2 separate regions of the Homo sapiens genome follow, and region 2 is linked to region 1. The links are chromatin contacts, found by Hi-C or POLR2A ChIA-PET in ENCODE. All regions are on one chromosome and are shown on one strand. The core of a region is the stretch at or near the end of the contact, and the rest is flanking DNA. Distances in the headings are between cores, read along the strand shown. Region 1 has its middle 110 kb from the start of ZNF648. Region 2 has its middle 19 kb from the start of LINC00272.

Region 1 (3,023 bases), core at 163-2,662:
TTAAATTATGTTATCAAGATACTCCTCTCAGCACCTTTATTCATTGGACTTCAGATTGCACTTCCAACTCTACAACCTTCAGCTAAGGAAATGCTCTCAGTTTTGGCTTCCAGGATGCAAGGCTGAACAGACTTGGTCTATGTTCTGGATGAATAAACCAGCGAGTCCATCTAAGGTCCCTGATTCCCACTAGCTCACCCTTTTCATTTCATAGTGGCCATTTAAATTCCAAATGGCACCAGGTTTTACCCTTATACATGTAATAAGGCCTTATATTCCAGTGACATTCTCAAATGAAGAAATGACGTGCCTCATAAATTCAGAATATAATCCCAACTTCAGAAATGTTCAGCAGTAGTAGCGTTGTAGAATACCATTTTTCTGAACTACATCACTGTTACATGGATCCAAGTGACTTTTCCACTGAATTATTCAGAAAATATTTGAGCACATCATGTTTCATACACTGAGTAGTGGACGAAAGTAATAGTTATCATTTACGTATTGCTTACTATATTCTGTGTGTTTACATAAACTTACTCATTTAATTCTCATAATGGTCATATGAGAGAGCTACTAGTATGAGTCCCATTTTACACATGGATAGGATGACTATCTTAGAAAACTAAGGTGCAGAGGCCATAAGTAACCTGATTAGTCTATACCAGTGGTTCTCAGCCCTGGGGTGATTTTTCCTGTCTTCCAGGGGACATTTGGCAATGTCAGGAGACATTTTTAATTCTCATGACAGGTGGTGCTGAGGGACTATAAAGCCTAGGGATGCTGCTAAACATTCTATAGTACACAGAACAGCCCCCACAACAGGAAGAATCCAGTCCAAAATGTCAGTGTTACTGCTATTGAAAAGCCTTGATCTATACCAGTTAGCACATGACATCCTTCTGGCAACTGTTATTAGGCCAATGATGAATGTATTACTTAATTTGGCCCAATCAGACTAAAGGAGGGGCCTTTGGGCAGAGGTTACTTCCATTCATTCTTTCCTACTGGATATGAACAGGAAGTGTGTGGCCAGCTGATATCCAGTGGCCGCCATCTTGTTGAATGAACCCATGCTGAGGACAGCAGACTGGAAGGACAGAAATAACCTCTGTCCCTGATGACATTACTGAATAGCACTGAACCGTATCTTTCCTGAAACCCAAGCCATCTCTGGACTTTAAGTATGTGAGACAATACATTTGTTTGCATTTTTCAAGCTGTGTGAGTGGGAGTTTTCTGTTTCAGGCAGCTGAAAGTGTCATAACCAACATATTTGGTTAATCACAAAGATTTCTTAGAAAATACAGCAAAGTCTCCTCCACGTGGTCAGATTCCTCTTCTGAAACTTATGCTTCTCCTTTCTAGCTGTACTTCGTCTTACGAGAAAATTAGGAGACAATGCTGTCAGCTAGGTTCTCCTTCTGTCTGAAAGACTACATAAGGTTGAGACTTCCTGGCACCCGTCGACAAGCAGTTAGAATACATGCCAGAGAAGGAGGGGAAGGCCAAAGGGGGATGCTGCCATCTATATGGAAACATAGAATAATAGACACATGGAAAAAACAGAGGGAAATGAATTGCTGAACTCTGTGGTAACGACACTCTGTTTATCGTAATAGATAAAATGGAAAAGAGGAGCTGGATATGTTTGGAGGAGATGAGCTTGGGAAGGAAGGCCATTCACGGTGTCCCAGGTGACTTGGGACAATGTATTGAAGGAATTGGAAGAGATAATCTTTAAACATTGTTATAGCCTAGCATTTTATCATTTGAAACTAACAGAGATGCCAGCCTGAACTGTTTGGCACTCATACAGCATCCTATGGACTCCGATGGTGGCAGTGCCCATTATTTATTCTGGAAACCACAATCTTGTTATTGCCCAAGTACCTGTATGAGGTAGCATAGAGGGGCCCACCTCCTTTTAGATCATTAGGCACATCTTTAGAAAAGGGAGGTAGAAGCTAGCTTGCCTTAGGAAACCTGAGAATGCCTTAAAGGAAGTGTGTGGAATGAGTTTCTTAAACATCTATGGCACATTAGGGAGTGTTCTGGAGCTGCCATAGACAGGTATCATTTTGTTTTGAATGTGAATTATTAGTTTTTTTTTTCTTTTTTTTTTTTTCTTTTGGAGACAGGGTCTCACTCTGTCACCCAGGCTGGAGTGCGGTGGTATGCTCGTGACTCACTGCAGCCTCTACTTCCCTAGCTCAAACAATCCTCCCACCTCAGCCTCCTGTAGCTGGGAATACAGACACACGCCACCATGACCAGCTATTTATTTTTATTTTTTATTTTTTTGGTACAGATGAGGTCTTGGCATGCTGCTCAGGTTGGTCTCAAACTCCTGGCCTCAAGCAATCCCTCCACCTTGGTCTCCCATAGCCCTGGGATTCCAGGCATAAACCACCACACCCAGACTTAGTTTGGTGTCTCAGCCCTGGAAAATATAATAATTTGAACATAATCTGCCAAAAATAACGTGTATTTATGGTGCCTGGTACTTGTCTCTACATTATATGTGCTTCCTCATGACATTCATGATTTCAATGAATGTCAATTCCCATTCTGGGTTTGACTATGAATAGCCAGTAAGCACACATTCCCCAGGTGGCTAACTTCCTCCAGACCTCTCTGACATGCACAGAAAAAAAATCAACAGAGAAATCAGGCAAGAGGTGCGAACATTCTGTTTCCCAGATCCCTAGACAACACAGCAAGAAAGACAGAGTTAGAAGCATGGTTAAGTGGGTGCAGAAGGCTCCAAAAAGTACAGGTGACACCACGTGTGTTCAAAGATTTCCTGACTTTAAATTCTCTCTGAAAAACTAGCATAGTCTATGGACTCCTCTCATTACTGAACTCTTTAGCAAGACCACAGAGTTTCCTGTTTTTGCCTTTTCCCCGATTTCCCAAATTAGCTTTGATTTTATAATTTTGCAGTGATATCCAAGAAGGGTGGACTTTGCTGACGGTCCATATTCAGTGTTCCTGCTGAAGTGCAGACACGTGATCCTGGG
Region 2 (3,023 bases), core at 380-2,879, 260 kb before region 1:
AGATCTTGACTAAAAACAATTCTTTTTTTTAAGGCTGTATCTTATTTATTTTATCCAGCAAGTCTTTTCCTGCAGGGGTGGGAGGTGGGGAATTAAATCAGCCAGCCATGTTGCTGAAAATGGAAGTCCTTGGAGTAGGTATTAGAGAAAAGTCTGTTTTCTAGAGAAAGTAAGGGCATTTGAGTTGGGGCAGTTCTCACATCCAGGTGGGTGCTTTGTTTCTTCTTGGGGCATGGTTCAGCCAAGCCATTGTAAGCATGTAGTGGGGAGCGGGTGTTCTACAATATGGAAAGAGCTGCTCCTGGAGGCTAAGGTTCCTCCCACAGGAGGGTCCTTAGTGTGACTCTCTCTCCTCCTCTCCATTCTCATCAGGAACCTTTAATACTCAGGAAAAATCAGAGAACATTGCTGGACTGGAATGGAGTCCTGGGCCACCTGAAAAGGATTTCCATTTCTCCTGTCCTTGGAAGGAGAGACATAAGAGAGCCAAGTACAGAAAATCCAAACTACTTAAGTCAAGGTTAGAGCACGACAAATCACCCATTAAACCCTTTTCAGTGTAAGGTTTAGCCTGCTAAACCCTTTTCAGATTATAAGTAAGAGTACCTGCCCACTCTCATTAGCATTATTTCCACCATGGACTCACACCCATAAAAGACAGCCCAGTTTCTCAGGTGAGGGAAACAGATGAGGGTCTGCTACTTTAAGGCCTCTGAGAACATGAAGTCCCTCCTAGGTGGTCTTACCAGTCCCCCTGCATCAACAAGATTTGGTACTGTGGTGCTTTAGCCAAGTATTAATAGTTACCCAGCCCAAGATGTTCCAGAACAGCCTTGTGCCACACCACATTGAAAATCAGGCCTGGGCCCTGAATATGCCACTGCGAGAGGAAACTTGCTTGAGTTTCCCATCAAGAGAAGTGAGAACTTTCATATTACCCAGAGCAACAATTTGCAGTTATTGGGGTCATTCTGAAAGTTGACTCAGGTGCATCAAAATAACTCTCATCATTTGAATGGTCATAAGAATCAACAGCTTGGCTATGAGAACATCAGGCAAGAGAGTACATAGTTATTTTTCCTGATTTTCTGCCTATGCAGATGTAAAAATTATACATAAACATTTTCACACTCTCTGAGCGGAAGTAATGTTACTCACTTTTTTTTTTTTTGAGGTGGAGTCTCACTCTGTCACCAAGGCTGGAATGCAGTGGCACAATCTTGGCTCACTGTAACCTCTGCCTCTCGAGTTCAAGTGATTCTCATGCCTCAGCCTCCTGAGTAACTGGGATTACAGGTGTGTGCCACCATGCCTGGCTAATTTTTTGTATTTTTGGTGGAGATGGGGTTTCACCATGTTGGCCAAGCTCAGCCACCCAAAGTGCTGAGATTACAGGCGTGAGCCATGGTGTCTGGCCATGTCACTCATTTCTGAAGTGAAAAAACTGGCTTTAGCCCCCAAGACTGTCAGGAAATGGACCCTTCATCATCCACCTCGATTTCCCCTTTTCTCTAAGAATCCCACGGCTAATACAGTCTCAAAATCTGTTGAATAGCCAACCATTCTCAGAAAAGGGAGAGGCATGAATAGTGTTCTTGACGTTGCTATGGTAACAAGTCCCCACCCTTCTTACCCTCCACCTCTCACCCTCATCTACCATGGGGAACTGACTTCATAGCTCCCTAGTGCTGTAGCCCACTGAAATAAAGGGGCTGCCACAGCTTGGTTCCTGCTCAAGCCAGCAGGGGCTTTTTTAGGAGGACAGCTCTCTGAGCGACCACATTCACCCTGAGCCACCTCCAACACCAGTGCTCCTTTCATGGGCCTCAGAGCCTTCTGACCCACTGGATCCCATCAGCTCTTGCTGTTTCCTCTGAGGTCTTGCTCAGAATGAGTGATTGCATCTACTGCCAGCCAAACCCACAGTCTTGTGCCCTTCCCAGTCTCTGGGATTTCTTGCAGGGTGGACTGTTGCTTGCTTTTTAATCTCCTAAAACCCAAAAGGTCCATCCTGACCCTTCTTCAATAGTTTGAGTACTGTACCACCAGAAGGGGCTTGCATTTTAGGGAAAAAACAAAAAACAAAGCAAAACAAAAAAACTGTCTTCTCTCCTGGGTGACTAGAAGGATCCAGACTTCAGGAACACAAAGGCTTATTTGCCACCCTTTTGGTAGACCCAGGACAAGAACTTTCATCCCTTCTTTCTTTTTCTTTTTCAGTTTTCCAGTTTTTCTAAATTAATTTTTTAGCCAGGCACAGTAGCTCATGCCTGTAATCCCAGCACTTTGGGGTGGTCAAGGCAGGCGGATCACCTGAGGTCAGGAGTTCAAGACCAGCCTGGCCAACATGGTAAAAACCTATCTCTACTAAAAATACAAAAATTAGCCAGGCGTGGTGGCAGGCACCTGTAACCCCAGCTACGCGGGAGGCTGAGGCAGGAGAATCGCTTGAACCTGGGAGGCGGAAGTTGCAGTGAGGCAAGATAGTGGCACTGCACTCCAGCCTAGGTGACTGAGGGAGACTCTGTCTCAAAAAGGAAAAAAATAATAATTTTTAAAAAGTATCATACATAGGCCAGGTGTGATTGCTCACACCTTTACTCCCAGCACTTTGGGAAGCCAAGATAGGAGGATGGCTTCAGCCCAGGAGTTCAAGACTAGCCTGGGCAACATGACAAGACCCCATCTCTACAAAAAATAAAAAATTAGCTGGGTGTGGTGGTGCATGCCTGTAGTCCCACCAACTTAGGTGGGAGCATCACTTGAGTCTGGGAAGTCACAGCTGCAGTGAGCTGTGATTGTTCCACTGCACTCTAGCCTGGCTGATAGCACAAGACCCTGTCTCAAAAAAAATTTCATATATAATATACTGTGCCACTTATACTTTGATGGCATAATAGCCATTTCTGCTCAATATTTATTTATTTTTGAAATATCTTGTTGATTTAAAGTTGTGTTTTTGTTGATTTACTTTATTATACCAGAAAATGAGGTATGATGACTTTGAGATTTGAAGCTTTTGC

What was found. A loop is a pair of places that touch in the nucleus more often than their neighbours do. ChIA-PET counts read pairs that join two places held with the same protein, here RNA polymerase II (POLR2A). Pooled maps may share reads with other maps.
Region 2: a loop to region 1 is called in a pooled map, with 2.8 times the contacts of the local background. The contact joins two enhancer-like sites. A Hi-C loop is called at or near these places in 1 of 50 pooled maps. POLR2A ChIA-PET finds 5 or more read pairs at or near these places in 2 of 52 experiments (GM12878 and Panc1).

What each region holds. Positions count from the first base shown.
Region 1 is chr1:182,169,405-182,172,427 of GRCh38, reverse strand. No RefSeq gene overlaps it. Among named protein-coding and RNA genes, the nearest start is that of ZNF648, 110 kb to the right of the region's middle. Within about 2 kb of position 1,412, at least 3 of the 41 ENCODE cell types and tissues checked have a DNase peak (open chromatin) inside an H3K27ac peak, as active enhancers do.
Region 2 is chr1:182,425,142-182,428,164 of GRCh38, reverse strand. No RefSeq gene overlaps it. Among named protein-coding and RNA genes, the nearest start is that of LINC00272, 19 kb to the right of the region's middle. Within about 2 kb of position 1,629, at least 2 of the 41 ENCODE cell types and tissues checked have a DNase peak (open chromatin) inside an H3K27ac peak, as active enhancers do.